Linked DNA regions of Homo sapiens: region 2 is linked to region 1. The links are chromatin loops, found by intact Hi-C in ENCODE. Cell type or tissue: PC-9. All regions are shown on one strand. Each heading gives the region's core, and the rest is flanking DNA. Links, peaks and the distances in the headings are about the cores only.

What was found. A loop is a pair of places that touch in the nucleus more often than their neighbours do. Peaks named below come from ENCODE experiments on the same cell type or tissue, not always from the same donor. Only the 100,000 strongest peaks of a DNase experiment are listed, where the experiment ranks them.
Region 2: a loop joins it to region 1, with 14 times the contacts of the local background. A loop is called at or near these places in 2 of 110 quality-filtered maps.

What each region holds. Positions count from the first base shown.
Region 1 is chr11:95,988,333-95,993,717 of GRCh38, reverse strand. MAML2 (mastermind like transcriptional coactivator 2) reads left to right here. Exons shown (of 5, transcript NM_032427.4): 3 at 1,995-2,198. Among named protein-coding and RNA genes, the nearest start is that of MTMR2, 67 kb to the right of the region's middle. In PC-9, for the core only: no CTCF peak of the experiment used is centred there; DNase peaks (open chromatin) are centred at 1,867 and 2,427; H3K4me3 peaks cover 890 bases; H3K27ac peaks cover 2,788 bases.
Region 2 is chr11:96,322,198-96,327,582 of GRCh38, reverse strand. The region is part of intron 1 of MAML2 (mastermind like transcriptional coactivator 2); the gene reads left to right. Among named protein-coding and RNA genes, the nearest start is that of MIR1260B, 17 kb to the left of the region's middle. RefSeq lists an enhancer at 1,828-3,027. In PC-9, for the core only: no CTCF peak of the experiment used is centred there; DNase peaks (open chromatin) are centred at 382 and 2,462; H3K4me3 peaks cover 1,290 bases; H3K27ac peaks cover 3,679 bases.

The sequences.
Region 1 (5,385 bases), core at 106-5,105:
CTTGTTTATTTATTTCAGCTCGGCACATAGTTAAAGAAAGAGAAAGAAATAAAAAAGATAATTTCCACAAACAGTGTACCTACCACCTCTACTCATGTGGTATCATGGGAGTTGCTTTGTGGTTTTTTGTTTGTTTGTTTTTGTTTTGAGACAGAGTCTTGCTCTGTCACCCAGGCTGGAGTGCAGCGGCACAATCTCGGGTCGCTGCAACCTCTGCCTCCTAGGTTCAAGTGATTCTCATGCCTCAGCCTCCTGAGTAAGTAATTGGGATTACAGGCATGTGCCACCACACCCAACTAATTTTCATATTTTAGTAGAGATGGGGTTTAACCATGTTGGCCAGGCTGGTCTCAAACTCCTGACCTCAGGTGAACCACCTGCCTCGGCCTCCCAAAGTGCTAGGTTTACAGGCATGAGCCACCGCACCCAACTCCCTGCTTAATGTTTTTATGTCTTGTAACCTTACATAGTTTAGTTGGTGAATGACAGATGGATTTTTTTTTTTTTTTTCTGGGCACAGTGCTTCATGCCTGTAATACCAGCACTGTGGGAGGCCAAGGATCTAGGATCACTTGAGCCCTTGACTTTGAGACCAGCCTGGGCAACATAGTAAGACCCCGTCTCTAAAAAAAATTTAAAAATTAGCCACCCTGTCTCTAAAAAAAATTTAAAAATTAGCCAGGTGGCGCACGCCTGTGGTCCCAGGCACTTTAGGAGGCTGAAGTGGGAGGACTGCTTGAGCCTGGGAGGTTGAAGCTGCAGTGAGCCATGATTATGCCACTGCACTCCAGCCTGGGTAATAGAGTGAGACTCTGTCTCTTAAAAAAAAAAAAGAGAGAGTTGGATTTCTTTTGTTCCCATGTATTCAGTGTTTCCCAAAGCATATTCCCTGGACCAATGAGTATCAGAATAACCTAAGGAGGTACCCTGATCTATAGCCTCAGAATCCCTGGGACAAGGCCAGGGCATCTGCCTTATAAGCTGATTCCCAGATCATTCTGATCAAAGTATAACAATTTTTGACTTAGTGTTTATATCATGTAAACTAAAATTTGATTTTACATTTTCTTATATTTATACATGTAAGCATTTCTCCCTCACTTGGGTGATAAATTCTCTAAGGTGATAACCATATTTTCTAGTCTTCTTGTAACCCTACTAGTGTACTAGTGTAGAGCTCAATCCTAAATACATCATTGGGAATTAATGAGAATATTCAACTGGGTTTAGCTTACTGTCTTGCAGAGTCCTGATCTGTCAATGCCAAAAAATTGGTAGAGACCTCAAATTAGAAAGGCAGTTCACCAATACCCAATATTATTTGATATACAGTTGAGTTTTTAATCAATATTTTCTCATTGTCAGTGTGTCGGGTATTCTTTTACTGAGATTCTTGCGCCGAGATACCTGAATTGTTGACTGCGGAACAAAATTTACAAGGCCCTGAGAAGTGAAGTCCTTTCCAAGTTTGAGTTTATAAAACAGAAACTTAGAGGCCTTCCTGCCTTTCTGTCACAGAAAGCTGGGTAAGGCAAAATGCCTTCTGTCCAAAATAGTTTCAACTTTTAAACACGTGAATTAAAACATGACTTTCATTGCAGGATCAGCAATGATACATGCTAACTTTGGGAAAAGGAAGGATTTGTTAGGTTATGATGTTTATTCCTGAGAAATTGAGAGGTTTGCCATATGTTTTTATGGTAGTTTTCTTTGAGGTTCCATAAACACCTTCTGGAATGTGGAGGTTCCACAATCAGAGTCCTCATGGGAGCTTTTCCAGTGCCCTAATGTCATTAACCCAGCTGCTTTGGTTGCTGTGTTATGCAATTATTTCTTCTACATTTAAAAAGCGATTCTCTGATCTCCAACCCATTTAACCATGTTTGATCTTTAATAAGATGAAAAATGTTTGGAATCTGAGTGTATGATCTTTGTGCTACATTTTTCTTTTTTTAATTCACAGTAGCTTTTCCTTCCCCCTTTCTCTTCTTTAGGATCAACACTCTGTGGTAGGCCAGAACACAGGCCCCAGTCCAAGTCCTAACCCCTGCTCAAATCCAAACACTGGAAGTGGTTACATGAACTCCCAGCAATCACTGTTGAATCAGCAATTGATGGGAAAGAAGCAGACTCTACAGAGGCAGATCATGGAGCAGAAACAGCAACTTCTTCTCCAGCAGCAGATGCTGGCTGACGCGGTAAAACTTTCTCTTAATTTCTACTGAACAAACCTGTTGACCCAACAGAGGGAGTTTATTCTTTTCCATTTATATTTACTGTGCCTACTTACGTGACAGCAACAAAGGTGTGCTGACTGTAAGAGAGGATAATTCCATACATTTAGTGTACTGCAGGAAGAAAAAAAAACCCAAACTTGATTTAACAACTGCTGGACACTTGGAATGCATGGCACCTCTGCTAACCAGCCCTGCCCAGCCCAGGAATGTCTAGAACAACCAACATGGGCATTTGAATCAGGCAAAAGAAACCAGTGTTGTTCCCCAGGCTTAAGGGGCAGAAACAGTAAACTGAACTTGAATCAACTCAAATCCAAACTGATTTTAGAGATAAGAGTTTCAAAAGCAATTTTAAAAGCCAACATGGAGCCTCAAAACCAAGATTTGGCTTCCAAAATAAAGCAACTCACAATGGGGGATTTTTTAAAAGAAAATGTAAAATACATTTCCCATTTGCACTGTATATATTAGGTTGATGCAAAAGTGATTGCGATTTTTGCCACTACTTTTAATGGCAAAAACCGTAATCACTTTTGCACCAACCTAATATTTGACTGTTTAAGAAAGACAAGATTGTGTTTCCCACACACTCTTCATGCATTAACCCTCCTTCAGTATTTATCTGCTCAGCCCTGGTTTCATTGCCTCCCTTCAAACTATTTGGCCAAATGAAATAAAAAGTAAGCATCTCCAGGTGAATTAGAGCTAAAGTATACAGAAAAGATAACAACAAAATCAAATAATTTTATATTCAAGGAGCTTTGTAGTGAGAGTCAGAAATGCAGGGTATCACAAGTGCTATAATTATTCAGTAAATAATAATTTGCAATGAGGGGAGAGCCATAAACAAGGCAAATCCTCTCTTCACCCTAGAGAAGCCTTGAGCCCACTGAGGATATGTCAGATAAATTGGCCAATTGTAATGCATGTGATTAAATGCCATACTCTGGTAACTACTAGAAATGATTTCAGAAAGAACTTTCTATCTACCGAATATCTGAAAGTGGAGTAAGAGATGAGTAGGAGGGTTATTTCAGCCAGAACAACCAGCATATTCAAAGACCTAGGGACAATAAAGGATACTACATATTATGCCTGCCAAGGTATTGAGTGTGCACGAGAAGGGGGAATTGATGGGTAAAGATGGGATAAGAAGCAGGAGGATAGGGCTTGAGAGGCCAGAATTTACATTAAAAAGCAACAGAAGAGATTTTAAGGATTTAACACAAGGGGAAGTACTAGATTCAGATTTGCATTATAGTAAAAGTATAAAATATACTAAAAAGTATAAAAAGTAAGAGAAAAAAGTATACTTTTTACAGTAAAAAGTATAAAAAGTAAGAGAAAATGTAATGGAAAGAAAGATTAAATCCAGCCTGCAAAGATTGAGGATAGTCTCCCAAAGAAGTAAAATTTGACATTGATTTTGAAGGACTGTAGGATTCTGATAGAGTAGGTGGGGTCCACTATTGTAGGTGGAGGGTGGAGCACCAAAAGGTGCAGCCTGGGTGTGAATTTGTTGGTGAGTTTGAGATTGCATTATGAAATATTTAATGCCTGATAAAAAGTAAACATAGTATAACAACCACACTTTTAAAGGAATTACAAGTGGAATAAGTTTCGTATTCAGGGCATGTGAAAAGAAATAGTGAGAAGTAAATTTATTTGACCTGGAATAAGGAATATTGAGAAATAAGATTACAGATGACGTTGAATACTGCCATAAGGTTTAAGGGAGTCACAGACTGGATCACAAAGTGACACAACTGGTTTCTTCTAGAAATCATAGTTTTGAAAACTCCAGTCCTCCCCCCTGTTCCCTTCCCCTCCCATTTTTATCCTTATAAGCTAAAGAACTTAGAAACAAGGACAGCAGAGAGAAAAATGTGTAATCTAAGGTTGACTTACTGGGTACACTTTCATCACTACCATCAATACTACTAATTTCATGAATTATAACACACAGAGGTTGATTTTCAGCTCTTGTTAAAAGGCAAGGAAGTGGTAGCATATACATTCCATGAGGGTCCTGGCCTGGCACTGGGCTAACTCCCACTGGGCCCCAGTTGAGTCACCACTAGGACAGGTGCAAAGGGCAGTGGCATAAACTGTGAGATGAATGAGAATGAGGCTGCTGTTTTTGTGATTTTTAAAAACCATTCACATTTCTCTTTGTTTGGACACCATTGAGGGTGTCTGTGCTTTTTAGCATATCCAGGAAGAAGTGGTCTTTGATACCACTGTACATTAGCATATGCTTTGTGGTCATTTGCAGTCAGTTGGCAAGGCCACATAGGCACCTAAATTGAGACGTTGTCTCATGAAAGTTTGTTATCCTTATTCTCTATTATTCTCCTACCAATGAAGCACAAAGAAGAGACATGAATAGTACTTATTACAACGGACATCGTAATTACCAACACGCATTGTGTACCTACTGTATGCCAGGCACCAAGCTGGATTTTCACAGAATTAAATAGAAATATGAGGGAGGTCCTATAATTATCCACATCTCACATTTTTACAGATGGAGAAACTGAAGCAGAACAGATATGTACTATAACAGATGATTTCTATAATGGGTTTTCAAGTCCAACAGATTGGGTTATCATTAGATATTAGTTCATAAATTAAATTTCATATTGCATAAAAGTATTCTCAAGAATGGCCTATATGTTTACACTTGCACAGAATAGGAATGTCAGTCTTTTGCAAAATGTAGCCATCTCTATTCAGTATTGCAGGCTAGTCTTTGCTGCTCTTCAGCACAAAAGAACAACATGGCAGTTCTGTGTTATGTCCATATGCAAGGTTATTAATCTAAGTCATTTGTGAACGAGTAGTTTAAGAAACCTAAATTTCTGGATATATATATATAAATGATATATGTAATATAAATATTATATATAATAATGTAAATATATATAATATAAATATATATACTATAAATATTATATATATATAAATGAAAACCCTTTGAACAACAGTTTAGCCTCTGGTGGAGACAAGCCTGACAAACATGGTAAAACTCCGTCTCTACTAAAAAAATACAAAATTAGCTGGGCATGATGGCGGGCACCTGTAATCTCAGCTACTTGGGAGACTGAGGCAGAAGAATCGCTTGAACCTGGGAGGCAGAGGTTGCAGT
Region 2 (5,385 bases), core at 180-5,179, 330 kb before region 1:
AATGTGCTGGACACAGTGGCAGGTACCTGTAATCTGTTGAGGCAGGGGACTCACTTGAGTCCATGAGGCAGAGGTTGCCGTGAGCCGAGATTGTGCCACTGCACTCCAGCCTGGGTAACAGAGCAAGACTCTGTCTCAAAAAATAAATAAATAAAATAAAAGTGTATGGGAAAGAAGATCAGTTTTGAAGGAAGTTTCTCCAGAAGACAAGAACCTGCCAATTACAGAAACTAAGGAAAAACTCCATTATATTACAATGATAAGTCTGGAGTGACAGGAGACCCCCATTCGGGTCCAGGCTTTAACTAACAGGATGACCTCGGGGCCAGTCATCCCTCCTTTGCTTCTTTATTTCCCCATCAGCAACCCACACGGGTTGGATTCCCTAGCATTTTGCTTGGCTGCATTATTCTTGTCGTACAGGATTCAGCTCAAATATCACCTCCTGGAGAGACCTGCCTGTCTACCCTAACTAGAGCAGACACACATGACTGATCTCCTTCTCTCGCGAAATCTCCCATCATGTTATCCCATTACAGAGGTTTTGTTTTCTTCATAATTTTTATCACTATCTGAATTATTTTGATTCTTTGTTTATTTGTGCATTTCACGTTGTTTCCTATATTCCGTTCAATGTAAGCTCTATGAGACCAAGAACCTGGGCAGTTTTATTCACCATAAGTATTCCAAGCCCTAGTGGTTCCTGGCACATTTTGTATTCACAATAAATATTTGTTAAGTCAATGACCAGATGAATGGCTTTTAAACTCAAGATAGTTTTTTTTTTGTTTTGTTATTTATTTATTTATTTATTTACTTTGACAGACTTTTGCTCTTGTTGCCCGGCTGGAGTGCAATTGTGCGATCTCGGCTCACTGCCTCAGCCTCCCGAGTAGCTGGGATTACAGGGGCCCATCACACCATACCTGGCTAATTTTTTGTATTTTTTCAGTAGAGACGGGGTTTCACCATGTTTGCCAGGCTGGTCTCGAACTCCTGACCTCGTGATCCACCCGCCTCGGCCCCCCAAAGTGCTGGGATTACAGGCATGAGCCACCGCACCCAGCCTAAACTCGAGATAGTTTTTAAGACTTTCAGCAAAGGGATATAAAAGAAAGAAGGAAGGGCATGCAATTGGACTCCAAGGTCTTAACCTCTTGTTTATGCATTTAAAACACACACACACACATACATGCACACACACACACACACACACACACACACGCTTTAGTGTGATTAAAAATAGAGTTCCAGTGCTACAACCATTTGAAAAGTACATGGACTAGATAATCTCTTAAAATTCTTCCCAGGTTTAAATTCTAAAGCCCAGTCTGCCATAAGAGGAAAATGTTGGTGCAAGGAAAAAGATGATGGAATAGGGTTACAGATGTTGAGTGCCTACTACATGTTGGGTCTTGTGTTGGGTCCTTGAACCACACAAGGACAGAGTTCTTGTTTAATGGAGTTTACATTTTAATGGGGGGGGGGCGGGGTAGACAGAGAGTAAACAAACAAAGGAACAAGAGAAATTTAACGGTGATACAATGCACAGCTCTTTGTTCCTTACTTCATATGGCTAATTGGAGATTGATTTGGGTTAATTAAAAGAAAGCAAATCTGGGAAACTCTGTGGAAGGTGATAACCATAAACAAATTTCTACCCACAGAGCTAGAAGAGGGGTTTCTGTGCCCGTGGCTGCTCCAAGCCTGGACATCTGCCTGCACAGTGGTCTTTTTGGCCCAGGCTGTGTGCTACTTTGGCCAGTCTGTGTGAAATGTTGATTCCGACATTTCCAGGGAAGAAGGTGGTCTTGTCAGCATCTTCTGTGCCTTGGAGCTATTGTGATCATTTTGTTAGAAATCATCAAGTTTTGAGAGTTAAAGAGAAACTGCTGAAAGGTACGGTTTGTGAAGGAGAATATTGTTCCTCTTTATAGAAACAGAAAAAAAAAAATGATCAGTGTCCCAAGGAGGTACAGGCATAAATCTAAGGAAGATAACTCGCATTTGTAATGGTCATAATAATAATATATGTACATGACCTACAGAGTCCTCACAGAAACCTTATGCTATCACTGAAAAAGATGGAGCTATCTGTAGTTTACAAATGTGAAACAGACTTGGAGAAGTTGAGAAATGGTAATAATATCTTACTTTTGAATAGCAAATTTGCAGTTTATGGAGTGTGTTATTTCATTATTTCAGTTTAAACATCATTTCAGTTTCTTCTCTGGAGTATTACTACCCTCGTTTAAGAGACAGGTATGAGAGGCTCAAACTTGTCTGTGCTAACTCCACTAGTAAGCATCAGTCTACCCCTGGGGCTCCTGGACCTATGCAGGAGGCACAAAGCTGGCAAAGTTGAATAGCTAAACCCCAAATGTATAACTAAATTTGCAACTAGATGGGGACGTTGAATGTCTTCAGCTCCCAGACATACACCCACACATAATTTGAAGCAATGACTCCCCTAGAAAGAATGGCAATCATGAATGGAATGAGGATGTCAGACACCCAGGGCACACCAAGTCTAGAATAAGAGAGGCTGAAACAAGAGTCTTGTTTTTTCTTATTTAAATCCAATAATTTGTAAGAATACAAGGCAAGATGAGAAAACCTTTTAATGTATGAAAGCCCACAATTTGGTACCTGTATTTCTTGTGGGTCCAGTCAGCCAGCAAGTCTGAGGAGCGAGGGCTACAAGGTCATTATGAAGAGAAACTTGATCTTGAATTAAAGAAGTAGACTCTTCTCTGCCACCAAGATTGGTCTCTTAACTTTTTCTCCTTACCATTGCTTATTTCAGAATGAATATATTAGATGGAACTTTAGGGAGAGACCTGAAGCTCTTTGCTGAGAAGTGATTTTGAATCCATTCAGATTCAAGTAGGGAATAGGTTTTTTAAGCCGATGAATGTTTTCTCATTACCTGGAGAAAATGTGGGGACTCATAATCGGTGGGATTTTGCTTCAAGGTGAAGATGTGCCTTCTTATTTATTTTTGTATTTCCATGGCCTACAATAGTGTCAGACATCTATTACACAAGCATTCCATAAATGTGTGTTGAACTACCCTGTGGCAAGCATGAATTTTTAAGGGACAGCAGTTCTTTATATTTCTGTGGCTGAATGTATTGTACACCAAATGTGAAATACTGATCTTCAAGGCATCCTTTTGGTTCAACACATTAAAAAAAATAACATGTATTAAGCGTTTATCATGTTTGGCACTCTTCTAAGCGTTTTCTGAATGTTAACATATCTTTGCAATTATACTATGAAATAGGTACTATCTTATTCCCATTTGGCAAGTGAGGAAATTGACAAATTAGGTGAAGGAAGATGCCCAGGTCATGCAACCACAAGTGGTGGAGTCAGAATTTGAATACAGCAGGATGATGCCAGGGCCAAGGTTTCTAATCATGACTTCGCACCTCGTATAGGAGCAGATAATTACATAGGTATTATCAGACTCAACTTACACATGGTCCAGGCCTGAATTTTGAAGGCAAGTGCAACAAGACATTTGAAAGCCAATGACAATTAGAACTAACTGCTAATCTAAGCTGCAGATGAAATTCAGAATGAATGTCTAGGGGCCACAGATTACTCTTTGAGACTGTTGCCAGTCGTCTCTTTTCTAAGAGGTAGAAAGTGCTTGAACACGTAGAGCCTATGAGTGACACATGTTTTGACTGGCATTCCAGGGTAGCTTTCAGTAGCCACCTGGAGGGCTGTGTGGAGGATTCTAAGGCCATACCTACGCATGATGGGAAAGACAGCTGTGGTGGTTCATTGTCGACATCTGCCCTGCAGGCACAGAGAAGGCAGCATGGCTGACCGGTTTCTGAGATAGATTCTTCAGGGTTGAGGAATCCAAATCTGGAGCATAATCCATAGAGATTCCGGATGAATTGTTAATTCCCATGAAGGAATGCATCAGGACCAGATTATACTGTGAGTGGGCCTCAAATCTATTTATAGAATAAGTTTGGGTTTAAATAAGTTAATTCATTGTAAGTGCCTTGAAGACAGATAAGTTCCTTGAAGACACAAAAACCTCTTATCTCTGAGCATGCAGATGGGTTTTTTTTTTTTTCAGCATTTTGTAAAGGGCAATACAAACTCAGCTTCACTCCCTCGCCAACCTGCAACCAGATCGTTCTTCCTAAGCACCTCTTACATGGAAATTCTAAAGATACCATTACTGTGGTGAATATTCTGAGGGAAATTCTCTTTGGCTAGAAGGAGCAACAGAAACGTACAGATGTGTTTAAAAAAAATGGATACCCTAAACTTACGTGATCACTGGAACCTTCTTTGGGGAATCACATTTTTCTATAAGCTGCCTTTTAAAACATTTTAGCAAGTATGTCTTGAGATATTGTATCTAAGCCCCACCCTCAGCACTAGGAATGGAGTGGTGAATAAGATAAGTTCCATGGTCTCTTGGAGAGTGCTTTTTTTTTTTTTTAAACCAGTAGCCTCTTTTCATGCTAGAACATAAATGATCCAGCTTCTTGAGTTTGTGAGTTCCCTAAATTGAATACACAACTTTGTGCGATGGCATATATGCATTTTCAGTGTGGACGCATTCCACAGTTTCGTCAGATTCTCCAGGGGTTCCAAGGGCGAAAGAACCTGAAGCCTAGGCCTGTGGAGATGGGAAGACTCCACTAATACTAGGCACACTGTGATTCTCCACTCTACACAACAGCTAACTCTAGGACATCCGGCATTTCCTTTCTTTGTGTGTCTGTTCATTCTAGTTTCAGGAATCTGAAGAGAAAGCAAACGTAACTTTCTTCATGCCTAACATATTTCCTTTACGTTGGACTTTTGTTATCTATTTTGTTATCTATCTAGGCATTTTCTTGTTTCTTTTTTTTGAGACGGAGTCTCGCTCCGTGGCCCCCAGGGTGGAGTGCAGTGGCGCGATCTCGGCTCACTGCAAGCTCCGCCTTCCGGGTTCACGCCATTCTCCTGGCTCAGCCTCCCTAGGAGCTGGGAATACAGGCGCCCGCCACTACGCCCGGCTAATATTTTGTATTTTTAGTAGAGACGGGGTTTCACCGTGTTAGCCAGGATGGTCTGGATCTCCTGACCTCGTGATCCGCCCGCCTCCCAAAGTGCTGGGATTATAGGAATGAGCCACTGTGCCCCGCCCATTTTCTTCTTTTCTAAAAGGCAGTCAGTCCTCAGATAGCAGCTGAACTCTTTTCATTCTCTTTTGCAGTTCAGGTTTGAGCCCAGTCCAACAATTTTTTGCTTTATTTTTAAGTGACCTCTTACCATTTTCAGGCTTCCTCCCCTCTCACCTTGACCTCTAACTCCAAATTTATGTCTCCTTGTCATTGTGGGGAACTTCTTGGAGAAAAGGTTAAA